2 separate regions of the Homo sapiens genome follow, and region 1 is linked to region 2. Evidence: chromatin loops called from intact Hi-C (ENCODE). Cell type or tissue: heart left ventricle. All regions are shown on one strand.

Evidence for each region. A loop is a pair of places that touch in the nucleus more often than their neighbours do. Peaks named below come from ENCODE experiments on the same cell type or tissue, not always from the same donor. Only the 100,000 strongest peaks of a DNase experiment are listed, where the experiment ranks them.
Region 1: it touches region 2 in a loop (4-fold over the local background); 13 of 110 quality-filtered maps call a loop at or near these places.

Annotation. Positions count from the first base shown.
Region 1 is chr17:29,283,219-29,291,218 of GRCh38, reverse strand. NUFIP2 (nuclear FMR1 interacting protein 2) reads left to right here. Exons shown (of 4, transcript NM_020772.3): 2 at 3,503-5,227. Among named protein-coding and RNA genes, the nearest start is that of NUFIP2, 6.9 kb to the left of the region's middle. RefSeq lists enhancers at 618-1,118, 1,119-1,619. In heart left ventricle, a CTCF peak has its summit at 7,475 (motif pointing left); no DNase peak of the experiment used is centred here; H3K4me3 peaks cover 220 bases.
Region 2 is chr17:29,120,604-29,128,603 of GRCh38, reverse strand. MYO18A (myosin XVIIIA) reads left to right here. Exons shown (of 42, transcript NM_078471.4): 3 at 6,351-6,438; 4 at 6,647-6,753; 5 at 6,881-7,057; 6 at 7,393-7,606; 7 at 7,846-7,988. Among named protein-coding and RNA genes, the nearest start is that of MYO18A, 56 kb to the left of the region's middle. RefSeq lists an enhancer at 592-1,127. In heart left ventricle, a CTCF peak has its summit at 4,361 (motif pointing left); a DNase peak (open chromatin) is centred at 3,505; H3K27ac peaks cover 840 bases.

The DNA of each region.
Region 1 (8,000 bases), 160 kb before region 2:
AATAAAGCGCTAGGAATCCTTTAATTTCTTAAATTTATTCTATAATGTTTACATTTTTCTTAAATATCTACTATTTAAAAAGAAAATTTCTTTCCAGCATACTTCATACATATCACAAGGTTGTCATGAGAAAAACTTTATGTAGTTAAACAAGATTTTCTTTTCTTTTTTTTTTTTTTTTTTGTTATTAAAACTTGCGGGCGGGAGCACAGTGGCTTCTAAGCCGTTTTTTCATTGTTTGGTGATTTCCAGTATCTGAGTCGCTACATACTAGTAATCTTAGGAAGAATTATTCTTGTTAGCTTTGGTTCAGCTCAGTTTGGAGATTGGATTTTTTGCTATTTCAGATTGCTCATCTTTAATTGAAATCTGAAAAGTTGTGACTAATGGGCCCAAGGATACAAACCTTTGTTTAACCTGTTAGCATATTAAATGATACAGGTAGGTCTTATCCAGAGTTAGGTAAGGAGATAAAGTTATATCTGTTAAAAATGATGAGAAGAGCCTTTATTTAGGAACTTTATGCTTTTCTTTCTTTCTTTCTTTCTTTCTTTTTTTTTTTTTTGAGACACAGCCTTACTCTGTGGCCCAGGCTGGAGTGCAGTGCAGTGGCATGATCTCGGCTCACTGCAACCTCTGCCTCCTGGATTCAAGCGAATCTCCTGTCTCAGCTGGGATTACAGGCATATGCTACCATGCCCAGCTGATTTTTTTTTTCTTTTTTTTAGTAGAGATAGGACTTCACCATGTTGGCCGGACTGGTCTCAAACTCCTGACCTCAAGTGATCCACCTGCCTGGGATCCTAAAGTGCTGGGATTACAGATGTGAGCCACTGTGCCTGGGATTTTTCTGAGGAAAAAAGCTTTTAGAAAACATCCTAAGCAATAATCTCTTTCTTGCTGTTTCATAGTTAAAATTGTGCCACCAAAAATTTGATTTGATTGGCTATCATAGCTTTTCCAGCAGCCAAAAAATTTTTAAAAATGTAACCCTGTGGAATCTAAGAACTCTTAAGAGTTCTAAGAAATCTAAGAGGCCGGTGTGGTGGCTCTCACCTGTAATCCCAGCACTTTGGGAGGCCCAGGCGGGCAGATCACTTGAGGTCAGGAGTTCGAAACCAGCCAGGCCAACGTGGCGGAACTGGGCATCGTGGTGCATGCCTGTAATCCCAGCTACTCTGGAGGCTGAGTCAGGAGAATCTGGGAGGCGGAGGTTGTGGTGAGCTGGGATCACATCACTGCACTTCAACCTGGGCCACAGAGCGAGAATCTGTCTCAAAAAAAGAAAAAAAATAACTGTTATAAGATGTATTCTCTCGTGGTACAAGTTTTGTGCCAGTCTGTTTTAGGAATGATTATGCCTTGAGTATGTTTTCTTGGGTTACTTTAATACAGGAGAAGAAAATGCCTTTATTTGTTCAGTTTTAGTATTTGTACTTTTTTTTCTAATGTAGAATGAGTAAGTCCTGTTGTGAATCTAATAGACTTCTCCATTAATTTATTTTGGAACAATGGTTCTCAGACTTATAAAAATGGCAGTATTCCTATTAGACTCCTCACTTCCTGCTGCCTTAAATGTGTGTGGAGTGTCCTTCTATTGTGTATCTTTCTTTTTTCTTTTTTTTGGAAGTGGAATTTTGCTCTTGTTGCCCAGGCTGGGGTGCAGTGGCCCAATGTGGGCTCACTGCAACCTCTGCCTCCCGGATTCAAGCCATTCTCCTGCCTCAGCCTCCCAAGTAGCTGGGATTACAGGCGTGCACCACCATGCCTGGCCAATTTTGTATTTTTAGTAGAGACGGGGTTTCACCATGTTGGTCAGGCTGGTCCTGAACTCCTGACCTCAAATGATCCACCCACCTTGGCCTCCCAAAGTGCTGGGATTATAGGCATTAGCCACTGCACCCGGCCTGTATATCTGTTTCTAATGACTTGACCTCAAGATGCTTTTATGAACATTTCATAAAAAGGTAGATAACTAATAGCACCATTTTGTTACAGTGGAAAACTATTTGAATCACCTATAATAGAATTGACTTTTTATGGTAGTTGAAGGTTTTTTTTTCTTTTCTTCTTGAAAGAGGGTCTCACTTTGTCACTCAAGCTAGAAGGCAGTTGTGCCATCTCAGTGCATGTTCACTGCAGCCTCGACCTCCTGGGTTCAAGCTATCCTCCTCCCTCAGCTCCCCCAGCTGGGAGTATAGGCACATGCCCCACGCCCAGCTAATTTTTGTATTTGTAGTAGAGACAGGGTTTCTCCATGTTGCCCAGGCTGGTCTTGAACTCCAGCAGTCTGCCTGCCTTGGCCCTCCCAAAGTGCTATGTTTACAGACATGATCCACTGGCAGTTGAAGACTTTTAATTAAACCTGAATACCATAACACTAAAAAATTGGATTCTTTTTATTGTTGTTTTGTTAGTAAATATTTTCTCATTGCATCTTTTGAGTCAAGGCAGTATTACATAGTGATAGGAAACCATGGATTGCAGATAGACTGGCGGTCAGATTTCCAGTTCTGTCACTTTGACTTGGGCAATTTACTTCATCTCTCTTAAAGTCTTTTTATCTAAATGTAAAATGAAGAAAGTATGTTTTATAAAGGTTGGAAACATTGGTACGTAGATATTTTGGTTTCACGTATTAACAATATCCAATATCTGGGAAATGTCAAAATGAAATTTAAGAATACTTTAGAAAAAGTTGACAAGTGTTAGATATTTGTCTGATAGATGCCTTGGAAACTGCTGATAGTGACTACCAGCTATTTATGGTTTTGTAGAAATGAAGTCTTTAATTTCCTTGTAATAATTACTGTTTCAATAAAACTTGATTTTTGCCCAGAGGGCATCTCTGCTCTGAATTGTAAAGAAAATTTTAGGCCGGGCGTGTGGCTCACGCCTGTAATCCTAGCACTTCGGGAGGCCGAGACGGGCGGATCACAAGGTCAGGAGATCGAGACCATCCTGGCTAACATGGTGAAATCCTGTCTCTACTAAAAATACAAAAAGAATTAGCCGAGCGTGGTGGTGGGCGCCTGTAGTCCCAGCTACTCTGGAGGCTGAGGCAGGAGAATGGCGTGAGCCCGGGAGGTGGAGCTTACAGTGAGCGGAGATAGCGCCACTGCACTCCAGCCTGGGCGACAGAGTGAGACTCCGTCTTGAAAAAAGAAAATTTTATAACAGCCTTGTGAGAGTGATGGGTAGATTGATTCTGTTAGATGAGAGGTATTTGGCATACTGCTTAAGAGGTCTTGTCTTCTCTGGCCTCAGACTTTGGTTTGAATCTTCGCTGAGTTCTACCTCTTGCTTTGCTTAGCAGTAGGTTGCATTTCCTAGTCTGTAAAATGGGGCTGACAGGTGTCTTCTCATAGAGATGTGAAATAATATAAAGCTACAGCTCATAGCATAGTGTCTAGCATACAGTAAATAGTTCTTAAATGTTAGGTATTAGTGTAATTTACATGTTGTGATTTTTTTTTTTAATCCTTTTTTTCCCCTCCCCTAGGCTATGGTGAACTAAACGGTAATGCTGGAGAAAGAGAAATATCTTTAAAGAACCTGAGTTCTGATGAAGCCACCAACCCTATTTCCAGGGTCCTCAATGGCAACCAGCAAGTTGTAGACACTAGCCTGAAGCAGACTGTAAAGGCCAACACCTTTGGGAAAGCAGGAATTAAAACCAAGAATTTCATTCAGAAAAACAGTATGGACAAAAAGAATGGGAAGTCTTATGAAAATAAATCTGGAGAGAATCAGTCTGTAGATAAGTCTGATACTATACCAATTCCAAATGGTGTGGTAACAAATAATTCTGGTTATATTACTAATGGTTATATGGGTAAAGGAGCAGATAATGATGGTAGTGGATCTGAGAGCGGATATACAACTCCTAAAAAAAGGAAAGCTAGGCGCAATAGTGCCAAGGGTTGTGAAAACCTTAATATAGTGCAGGACAAAATAATGCAACAAGAGACCAGTGTCCCAACCTTAAAACAGGGACTTGAAACTTTCAAGCCTGACTATAGTGAACAAAAGGGAAATCGAGTAGATGGTTCGAAGCCCATTTGGAAGTATGAAACTGGGCCTGGAGGAACAAGTCGAGGAAAACCTGCTGTGGGTGATATGCTTCGGAAAAGCTCAGATAGTAAACCTGGTGTGAGCAGCAAAAAGTTTGATGATCGGCCCAAAGGAAAGCATGCTTCAGCTGTTGCCTCCAAAGAGGACTCGTGGACCCTATTTAAACCACCCCCAGTTTTTCCAGTGGACAATAGCAGTGCTAAAATAGTTCCTAAAATAAGTTATGCAAGCAAAGTTAAGGAAAACCTCAACAAAACTATACAGAACTCTTCTGTGTCACCAACTTCATCTTCATCATCTTCATCATCTACCGGGGAAACTCAGACCCAATCATCAAGTCGCTTATCCCAGGTCCCTATGTCAGCGCTGAAATCTGTTACTTCTGCCAACTTTTCTAATGGGCCTGTTTTAGCAGGGACTGATGGAAATGTTTATCCTCCAGGGGGTCAGCCACTGCTAACTACTGCTGCTAATACTCTAACACCCATCTCTTCTGGGACAGATTCAGTTCTCCAGGACATGAGTCTAACTTCAGCAGCTGTTGAACAAATTAAGACTAGCCTTTTTATCTATCCTTCAAATATGCAAACTATGCTGTTGAGCACAGCACAAGTGGATCTGCCCTCTCAGACAGATCAGCAAAACCTGGGGGATATCTTCCAGAATCAGTGGGGTTTATCATTTATAAATGAGCCCAGTGCTGGCCCTGAGACTGTTACTGGGAAGTCATCAGAGCATAAAGTGATGGAGGTGACATTTCAAGGAGAATATCCTGCTACTTTGGTTTCACAGGGTGCTGAAATAATTCCCTCAGGAACTGAGCATCCTGTGTTTCCCAAGGCTTACGAGCTGGAGAAACGGACTAGTCCTCAAGTTCTGGGTAGCATTCTAAAATCTGGGACTACTAGTGAGAGTGGAGCCTTATCCTTGGAACCCAGTCATATAGGTGACCTGCAGAAAGCAGACACCAGTAGTCAAGGTGCTTTAGTGTTTCTCTCAAAGGACTACGAGATAGAAAGTCAAAATCCTCTGGCCTCTCCTACGAACACTTTGTTAGGCTCTGCCAAAGAACAGAGATACCAGAGAGGCCTAGAAAGGAATGATAGCTGGGGTTCTTTTGACCTGAGGGCTGCTATTGTATATCACACTAAAGGTAACTCATTTGTTTCCTATACAAAGATTTTTATTGGCCAATTTAGTATATTGTTTATATTAAGAGAATTTTAAGAGAATTAGTTGTTCATATTAAGAGTATTTTAAGAGAATGACAATGTGGATAAGCAGCTGGTGTCAAACTAATTCAGGGTCCTTGGAACTAGTATGATTAAAATTTAGAAGAAATGTTCACTTTTCCAACTTAAAAGGATTTTTAAAAATACAAACATAATTGACCTACCTGGTTCAAAGAACAGAAGTGAGGAGAACTTGCTTAAAGGTATTGATGTTATATTTTCTCTTGACTGAGTGCTTGAAAAAAAATTTTATTGAACATATGTTCTCCTTCCGTGGCTTTTTTGTCTTTGCTTTTTTGTTTTGTTTTGTGTTTTTTTTCTTTGAGATGGAGTCTCACTCTCTTGCCAGGCTGGAGTGCAGTGGCGTAATCCCGGCCCACTGCAACCTCCACCTCCCAGGTTCAAGTGATTCTCCTGCCTCAGCCTCCTGAGTAGCTGAGATTACAGGCACGCACCACCATGCCCGGCTAATTTTTGTATTTTTAGTAGAGACGGGGTTTCACCATGTTGGCCAGGATGGTCTTGACCTCTTGACCTTGTGATCCACCCACGGCCTCCCAAAGTGCTGGGATTACAGGTGTGAGCCACCACACCCATTTGCTTATTTGTTTTTGAGACAGAGTCTCACTCTCTCACCCAGGCTGGAGTGCAGTGGTGTGATCTTGGCTCACTGCAACCTCCGCCTCTTGGGTTCAGGTGATTCTCCTGCCTCAGCCTCCCGAGTAGCTGGGATTACAGCCATGCGCCACCACGCCCAGCTAATTTTTGTATTTTCAGTAGACACGGGTTTCCCCGTGTTGGCCAGGCTGATCTCAAACTTCTGACCTCGTGATCCGCCCGCCTCTGCTTCCCAAAGTGCTGTGATTACAGGTGTGAGCCACCGTGCCCAGCCTCTCCTTTGCTTTTTATATCATATGCGTCTTTAATAGTGAGCTCATTTAATAGTTCTAATTTGATTAAAATGAGTAGAAGCACTGTTTTTGAAGAGGAGACTGATAAGTCTTGGAGTAATGGATGCCAGTTTGTAACTGGAAAATAAGTTAGACAAATCACAGTGTCAAGTATGATTAGCATAGTTGAGACCAGGCTCTTGGGATTCTCCTTTTCATAGCCCTAAAGCCCAAGTTTAAAGGGAACCAGGTATCTTTCAAGTTTCACGCTAATAACTTTCTTTTCTTTTTTTTCTTTTTTTTTTTTTTTTTTTTTGAGATGGAGTCTTACTCTTGTCACCCAGGCTGGAGTGCAGTGGCGCAATCTTGACTCACTGCAACCTCCGCCTCCCGGGTTCAAGTGATTCTCCTGCCTCAGCCTCCCACGTAGCTGGGATTACAGGTGCCCACCACCACGCCTGGCTAATTTTTATATTTTTAGTAGAGATGAGGTTTCACCGTGTTGGCCAGGCTGGTCTCAAACTCCTGACCTCAGGTGATCCACCCACCTGGGTCTCCCAAAGTGCTGGGATTACAGGTGTGAGCCACCGTGCCAGGCCTCATGTTAATCACTTTCTTAGAATGTGGTTTGTTTGTGTCTTAAAGAAAAATTCGCTGTATGGCATAACTGTAATCTAAATCCTTAGAGCAAATAATGAGGTTTAACGATGATGTTTATATCCTTTTGCTTTTGAGAACAGTGGGTTTCAGTCTTCCCATCTTTCCTACCTCTTCCTCCTTTCTCTAACAGAAATGTATGCTCCATGCATGCATGTACACACTTAATACATAGTGCACATTCCCATTTTAACAGTGGCTCATTTAGGCAGTGACTTACAATTGCAGGGAAAGGGGACCATACCAGATTGTGGGAATTGGGTAATTACCATATTCTCTCTGGAAGAAATACTGCCTCAGGGATGAATAACAAAGTGATTTGTGACTTCTAAGCAAATTTCCTAGTCTGCATACGTTTCCTTATCTGCAAGCTGGAAGACATTGAGTATAATAAATAGATGTCCTTTTAATATCATTTTACTTCCTTAAAAATGGAAGTAGTAGAATTGCTTAATGGAAGTTTAGGAATCCTCACAGATAACATTTACCTGATTTCACTTATTCTCCAGCTCTGCTCTTTGAAGGTAAATACAGGAGTTGGTTGTTTTTAGCAATGTTAGGGCAAAAAGATAAATGCTTCGTTTTTTAAGACATGTGTTATACATTAGTTAACCTCTGCCAGGAGAGTTGGGTTTTTTGGTATTGTTTTCTGTGCCGTCTGCCCTCTAGAGACTATTACTGGAAAATGTTTACCGAAGTATTTTGCACTGGCGATCATTGTGTGAGCCTGAGAGGGTATCTGGTTGTGTTGTGTTCTCTTACCACCTCCAAAATATTCTGGGAGGCCCAGTGTGGTGGGTCATGACTGTAATCCCAGCACTTTGGGAGGCCGAAGTGGGAGGATCACTTGAGCTCAGGAATTTGAGACCAGCCTGGGCAACAATGTGTAGTCCCAGCTACTTGGGAGGCTTAGGAGGGAGGATCACTTGTCCCTGGGAGATCCAGGTCTGCAGTGAGCTATGTTTGCACCACTGCACTCAGGCCTGGGCAACAGAGTGAGACCGTGTCTCAAAACAAAACAACAAAATGTGTAGGATATGTTCCATTAGGTAACTGGTTAATAGTTCTTATGTACAATTTCTATTAGGTGGAATTGCAGGCCATTTTTAAATTGGAATGTTAACCTGAATTTACTCTTTATGCATTT
Region 2 (8,000 bases):
TGGGATGGGCAGGGCTGCAGGGGTGATGCTAATGTCTACCTGTATTTGTATGACTGTAGCTAGAGGGCAGCTCAAAGGAAGGCAGTGGCCCATCTAGGAGTCCTCAGCCTCCCACCAGCCCGATACCCCCAGAGACTTCCCAGAGAGCCAGGAGCCCTGCACCCACACTCGCCATGAACGGCCCGGGAGCTGCCACAGCAGAAGGCCTAAGCGAAGAGGCCCAGGGCCTGTCCCGGAAGCGGGTGGCAAATGCAGTGAGGAAGGTGGTGAGTAAGGTGCTGCCCAGCGAGGAGCTTGGGAATGCCAAGGAGACCCCAGGCAGAGGAGTCAAGTCCCCCGAGCACCCGACTCGAAGCAAGAGGGGAGAAAAGGCAGCTTCTAGTCCCAAGCCGCCACCCCCTCCCCCACCTCCCCCTGCTCCGCCTAAGCCTGAAGTGAAGAAGGAGGCAGCCAAGGATGAGCTCTCCCTGGGCCTGCGGAGCCTGATGTCTCGGGGCAGGGGCAAGGAGCACAAGGCCCGCGGCAAGCAGTCTTCTGGGAAGGGGGAGAAGCCCTCCAGCCAGGAGCCAGGCTCCCCAGACTGGGCAGACTCCCCTGAGAAAGCAGGATCCCCAGCCAAGCCTGAAGCCCCAAAGAAGCAGCGCTCCCCAGCCCCACCGGAAGAGCTGGTGACCCCAGGCTCCACCGGCCCGAAGTCAGACCTCACTGGAGAGCAGCAGTCCAAGTCACCAGTCCCTGGTGTGAAGCAGGAGGTACAAGAGTGTGTCACTAACCGCTCCTGCCCCTCACCACCCTAGCTCAAGGGCCAGGCACCCTCACAGCCGGCTTCCCCAAGCGACCTCAGCGAACCCCGCATGACCGAGAGGCTGGGCCCAGGGTCGTGTGCTGATGGCCGGCAGGGGCTGCATGGCTTTCCCTAACCCAATGCGGACCCTGCAGTTGCCTGGGCTCTGGCCTGGCGGCTGGGATGGAAACTGCTAAGCAGCATGTTGGCCTTGCCATAGGGAGTCAGGGCCTGGTCCCCAGCTACATGGCGCCAGCTTGAGGCCTGAGACCCAAACCCGAGGATCAGAGTCTCAGCAGATCAGTTCCAGGAGGAAAGACTGTTTTCTCAAGTCAGGGATCTGGGCTTGCATTCCCAGCCACTCATCCCCTGGGACCTCAGCAAAGTCCCATCTCAGACTTCCTCTGTTGAGTGGGGATAATACAGGTCCAAAATTTCTTCTCTGATACCCTGGGTGTGGCAGTATTTTGGAAATTAGTAATCTTTGTATTTTAGTGCCATACAGTATACATAATGAGCAACAACGTGTAACAAACATTAATATTTCCAAAGCAAAATCTATGAATATTCACACTACAGGGGCATAGAGGATAAACTGCCAGGTTTTGCCGCCAAAATAGTTAAGAAAAATATTTTGTTTGGGGGGGCTTTTGGGATTTTGGAATTGCAAATAAGGGTTAATAAGGGTTTTAAGTAACCAGAAGATTAGAAATGATACAGATAATGCTCCAAGCCGGTCCCTGGCATGGTGGGTGCTCCATAAATGGTAGCGTTGATAGTGGTGCTAATAACAGTTGTTATTGATGCCCTCACTGCCATCACTGCCTTCTTTAGGCCTGGCCAGCATGACCATCTGGCAGCAGGACTCTTGAGGAGCCCTGTGCTTGGATGGCAGATGGGTACAGTGGGCCCCTTGGGATATAGGGGCAACCCTATCTTCCCAGAAAGTGTTCTCTGGGTGGGGCAGGAGGCTGAGAAGCAGGAGGGAGGGTCAGTCCAGCCTCTTTCCCTTGGAAAGTGTTGCCTTCTTGGCTGGCCTCTGAGTTGGGGACAGTTCTCTTCAAGCTTCCCTTTTTTGGACCCTGCTGAGGCCTCCCAGGGTGTGGGAGAGGAGCATCAAGTTTTGCCACTACTTCCCTGTGCTCATGCAGGCTCCTTCTGGCTGGAAGGAGAGGGGTCTGGAGGGTATGGGGGAATAGCCTGAGAGGCCTTGAGGCCCTCCCTGACTGTTACCTCCTGGGACCTGGGGAGCCTTGTTGCTCCCCATTCTTCCTGGGCATTGCAGCACTTAGAGAAAAGCCAGCCGCCGCTTCCCCCACCCACCTGGCCCACTCTGTGAATCAGGGAAGTGCCTGTTCCTGCTCACAGGGAGGAGCTGGCATGGGCATTTTGGGCAGGGTATGGGCAGAACTGTTGGTCGCTCTGGAGAACCCATAAGCAGGTGGGGAGTGTCGTGGTCCTGTTCCCGGGCGGCTGCCCTCCCCTCCCTCCTCCCCGTCCCTCCTCCCCGTCCCTCCTCCTCTCACAAGGGAGGAGATGGGAGCTGAGACATGCCCTGACCTGGAGTTTAGCCACCTGTCACCTGGGCCTGGGGAAGGGTCCAGAGGGCAAGTGGGATAATAGGGCCATTTGGTGCTCAAGATAGGCAGGTGGGAAGAAATAACCCCAGAACTCCCAGGCACTTGTTCTTTTTTTTCTAATCTGATGGTTTAAAAACTCAGATTGCCGCGCGGCTTGCTCCCTGGCGCTGCTCCCCTTCCCTAGTGGGTCCCAGTGGCTTCCTGGGCTGGGAGCTCCGCATGCTGTGGCCTCTCCATTTCTGGGCTGGGACTAATAGTGGTTTAACCTTTAGGCAGGAGCTGCCAAGGTCCAGCTGACCCCCGTGGAAGAGGCCCACCAGCGGCTGGAGAGGATCTTCACAGCTTCTGTAATGCCACTCTTGTGTGTGGGTCCCAGTCCCTGGCCGCCCTCTTCCTGAGGCTGGCGGCAGGACCCTGTGTGTGTCTGTAGGCGCGCTGACCATGAAGATGGCTCCATGGCGGCCTGTGGGCCCTCATGTTGGGCTCTCTCTTAAAGAAATGAGAGAAGTGCTCTGGGGAGAGTGGTTCCTCCAGAGAGCCCAAAGTCCTGTGCATGTGGGAGGGCACCCCTCCTCGCTCAGGGCCCAGTCCCTTTCTCTGGCCACATTGTCCTGCCTCGAGGACATGTGTTGGTGTCAGGGCCTGGCGGGTGGTAAGGAAGGTTGCTGTCGCTATTTTTGGTGACCTGGCTCTCTAGACCCAGGTGGGGCCTGATAACTCCTTGCCGATTTCTAACAGGTAACATCCAAGTCCTGGTTGACTTGCCTTCCTCCCCAGAAAGGCTTTTCAGGGCTTTAAGTAACCAGAGAGGTCACGGCTGGCCACAGGGTTTGCCCACAGTGCCTTTGCTCTTGGGCAGCTGTCAAGTGGTCCCCAGGTTGGATCTAGATGGGGTCGGTGTGCCTGGCTGGCAGAGGTGGGAGTGCTATAGGGTACGTCGGGGTTGAGGAAGAGATTCTAGACTGCAAGCTGCTGGGAGCTGTGTTCTATGAGAGGTGCAGGGCGACAGCTCTGAACACAGCCCTTGGCCTAGGGAGTGGCACCCTTGGGCTGTGTTAGAAGGCAAGGAACAGCTCTGTGCTGGTGGCCACAGGGGAGCTAGGCTGAGAAATGCTCTGGAGATAAGGCAAGAGGCTGGCAGGGGGCCCAGGCCTTGGGTGTGGTGAGGTGGCCTGACCTGGTAGACACACAGAAGAGGGAGCCTGATTCAGAATAGACCGGATGGCCAGCCCAGGAGAGACTGCGGCCAGAGGCAGAGTGGCAGACTCCTGCCCGGGCCACCGGGAATGACTTAGAGGAGCATCTCCTCTGAGAGGCCTGATGGTCACTAGTGTCTCTTCACCTTCCTGGCCTCTCCTTGACTGGGTGCAGTTCACCTGCTCAGGCCAGGTCCCAGGTCCTGGCACCAAGCTCCCCCACCTTCACCCCGAGCCTTGGACAACTAGAGAGTGCCGGCCCACTTGACTCAGGAGCACTTGCTGAAGGGGGCGTGCCAGTGGTCTGCTTATCTTCACCCTTCTTCTCTCTCTCTCCTTTGCTTGCTGTCGGTAGCTGGACTCTGAGGCCGCCTCTCATGCCCACAGCCAGGTAGGGTGCTCTCCCCCCACTCAGGAGCCCTCCGCTCCCTCCAGTGACCACCTAGCCCCACTGGCCTGCACCTGGGCTGGCGTCTGTGCTCGGGCCTCCTGCTGGAGTGTAAGGCCTCTTTCCCCTCCAGGCTCCCACCCTGTGTCTGGGAGGACCCCAGCGGGAGGTAGTGCCGGGAGCTTGAGATGGTGCAGCTCTGTGTCAGGCCCCTGGGGAGCATCTAGACCGAGTGTCGCCCTTCAAGTTGGGCCCATGTGGCATGTGGTTCTCAGCCACTGGAGCCCAAGGGGGGCCTGGTTGAGTTCTAGGTGTTTCAACTCTGCTCACTCTGGAGAGAGAAAGCTGGAAAGGCAGAATCTCTGCCCTCTTCCCAGCCCATGCCTGAACGTGAGACATTCTCTGTCTCCACCTCCTGGCCAATGTGAGAAACCCATTTTCAGATGAGCTTTAAGGGAGTTAGTTACAGGCTATGATGTCACCTTATTCATCAGTCCCCAAATACCTGGCCCATAGAAGGTGTCTATTCAACATAAAGGTCTCCCCTGTCTTATGTGATTTGAGAAAAAATATATATATACAACATTGTAATGATTTTTTTTTTTTTTGAGATGGAGTCTCGCTCTGTCGCCCAGGCTGAACTGCAGTGGCGCAATCTCGGCTCACTGCAAGCTCCACCTCCTGGGTTCACGCCATTCTCCTGCCTCAGCCTCCCAAGTAGCTGGGACTACAGGTGCCCGCCACCATGCCCAGCTAATTTTTTGTATTTTTAGTGGAGACAGGGTTTCACTGTGTTAGCCAGGATGGTCTCGATCTCCTGACCTCGTGATCCACCCACCTCAGCCTCCCAAAGTGCTGTGATTACAGGTGTGAGCCACTGCACCTGGCCATGATTTTTATAGTTATAGTTCTTCAAATATAAAGAACTAGCCTTTTTAATGTCCTCACTTAACACACCAAAATGTGGCCAGCCACGTGGTGATCCTCCTATTCAGAGTTATTTCATGGGTCCATGAAACCCGGAGATCTGGGAGCCACTGGTGCAGCCCAGCCCTCCTACTCCAATCTGGGGAAGGGCCGTCCAGCACTGGAGGGATCTGTCTAAAGCCAGAAGCCAACCTGAGAGGAGAGCCCACGTCTCCTTTACTTTCAACTCCAAGAAATGTGACAAAGAACATACTTCTTATGTTTTCTTATCTTTTCCTGATTTCTCACCCAGGGGGTCAGGACCCAGCCAGTGTCCATGCCTGGGCCTCAGGTTTCAGGCTGACTGTGCCTCACAGCTGGGGCCCTCCGAGAGTGTAGGGGCTCGGGCTAACCTGAGGGTGGGTCCATGCCACTGGGGTGCCCATCCCCCACCCGGGGCACGGGATGACCTTGCTGCCATTTCGCCCACACACAACAAGAGGAGCCCGATGGGCCCTGGGTCCCTCGTCTGTTTCCCCAGCTCCCCCAGACACCGTTTCTTCCCAGTTCAAGTGTCCTTCTTAGAGGGTGCCAGGTTTGACAGCCCCACACCGTCAGTACCTATGAATGCTTATGTCTGAGTTGGTGACCTCCTGAGGCCTCTGGGGGCTTCTAGCCCCTTTACACCACTCCTGTGCCCATCTGTATAACGTGTAAGCCTCTCCCTGTGTTTGACAGGGCAGGGCTGCCCCTACCCCCATATCTCTGGCCGCACTGCCTCGTGCCTTTGTATGGCATTAGCGTGTCCACTAGGTCTGTGTGACAGGGGTCTTTGCTGATGGCGGCATGGAGAAGGAGCAGGGAGGCTGATGTGTGCACCTGGGCACTGTCCCCCGGTCCGGGTAGAGCACCCTCTGGAGGGGAGGGCCAGGGCTGAGGCCAGGGCTCTGAGCCCACCTATCATTCTGTACTGCGAAGTCCAGGCGACTCCCCGCTGAGATCTGAGGACATGCCCTCTCCCAGCTTGGCAAAGGAGGCCCTATCATTTGGATGAAGGGAGAAGCTGGGCACGGAAGATCCTAGTAGCTGTGGCTAGGGTCTAGGGCCTTGGACTCAGGACACTGATCTCCTGGGCTTGACAGGGTGGAGGAGCAGAGGGTGGCTGAGGGAGAACCTGGTGATTTGCTTTCCTGGGGTCTCCTCTTTCCTGGGCACAAGATCCCTGTGTCCCTGTCTTGCCAGACCCTCACTGATGGTACGGTCTCTAGCCTTTGTGTCCTGTCCTCAGGGCTCCTTAGAGCCACCCTTGCCTCCTAGCTTCCCCACCCTCTTTCCCAGACACCTCTGATGTCCCTGTGTTCTGTGTCTGTCACCTAACTCATTCCTTGCCCAGTGGCTTGTCTCAAAGCCCATGCCCTCACTTGTCTCCCCTCTACGGCTGTCCTTGTCCCTGTCTTCCATAGCAGGGCCTGTTTATTCTTCTCTCTCTCTGACAGGCGAAAACAGAAGAACAGATTGCAGCAGAAGAGGCCTGGAATGAGACGGAGAAGGTGTGGCTGGTCCATAGGGACGGCTTCTCACTGGGTGAGTCTCAGAGGGTCTGGGGGCACATGTCAGGACTCACTGGTCTCAGGGCTGGGCAGCGAATGTGCCTTCTGCATCTGGTGAGGGCTGAGCAGTGAGCAAGGAGAGGCTGGTGATGCAGTGGGGGGGAGGATAGGACCGAGAAGTTCCCAAGTGGAGTAGCAGAGGCTTCCCAGGCCCATCCCAGCTGTCTGTCCCTCCCCTGCAGCCAGTCAACTCAAATCTGAGGAGCTCAACTTGCCTGAGGGGAAGGTGCGTGTGAAGCTGGACCACGATGGGGCCATCCTGGATGTGGATGAGGATGACGTTGAGAAGGTAGGTGGGCAGGGGGCTGGGTGTGGGGGAGGAGGCTCAGGAGTGCACTGGGCAGGGCAGGCCCATCCTCTGGCAGCGGAGATGGGCTCTGCTGCTCTAATACCCACCCGCCTGTCCTCCCACACAGGCTAATGCTCCCTCCTGCGACCGTCTGGAGGATCTGGCCTCACTGGTGTACCTCAATGAGTCCAGCGTCCTGCACACCTTGCGCCAGCGCTATGGCGCTAGCCTGCTGCACACGTATGCTGGCCCCAGCCTGCTGGTTCTTGGCCCCCGTGGGGCCCCTGCTGTGTACTCTGAGAAGGTGCAGCACCCTCAAGGCTACCCTGCAGACTCCTGGTCCCACCCCCTGCCCTGGCTCTCTGCCCTTCCCCTGTGGCACCCCACTGGGCTCCTGTCCACTCTCACAGTTGACCTTGGGAAGAGGAGTCATTTCAAGAGATGGGGGACAGGACCTCCCCACAACCTTTGATGGAGTCCAGGACTTAGTGTCTTCATTTCCATGCATGGCCTTGGCCTTGGAATCCCTGGGCACTACAGGAGGGAAAATCCAGAAAGATGTGGACCTTGGGGGTGAGGGGTGTCTTAATGGGATCAGCTAAGAGCCAACCCCTTCTCTCCCTTGCTCTCCTGCCCAAGGTGATGCACATGTTCAAGGGTTGTCGGCGGGAGGACATGGCACCCCACATCTATGCAGTGGCCCAGACCGCATACAGGGCGATGCTGATGAGCCGTCAGGATCAGTCAATCATCCTCCTGGGCAGTAGTGGCAGTGGCAAGACCACCAGCTGCCAGCATCTGGTGCAGTACCTGGCCACCATCGCGGGCATCAGCGGGAACAAGGTGTTTTCTGGTGAGGCAGGGACAAGGGAGAAAACTGAAAGTGGGGTGAGGGGAGGGGAGTGAGGAGAGAGCACCCTCTTAAGTGCCAGCTCTTTTTCTCCCTGGCCTTTCCATCCCCCCGAAACCCCTCTGTCCACGGGCAGTTCTGGTCTGAATGGCCCCAAGCCTTCATACCTCTGGGGTAGCTCCTAGCTGGGGGATAAGCTGCCCCTGGCTTTCCTGATATCCCCTTGGGCCTGTATTCTGCAGTGGAGAAGTGGCAGGCTCTGTACACCCTCCTGGAAGCCTTTGGGAACAGCCCCACCATCATTAATGGCAATGCCACCCGCTTCTCCCAGATCCTCTCCCTGGACTTTGACCAAGCTGGCCAGGTGGCCTCAGCCTCCATTCAGGTGAGAGTGCTG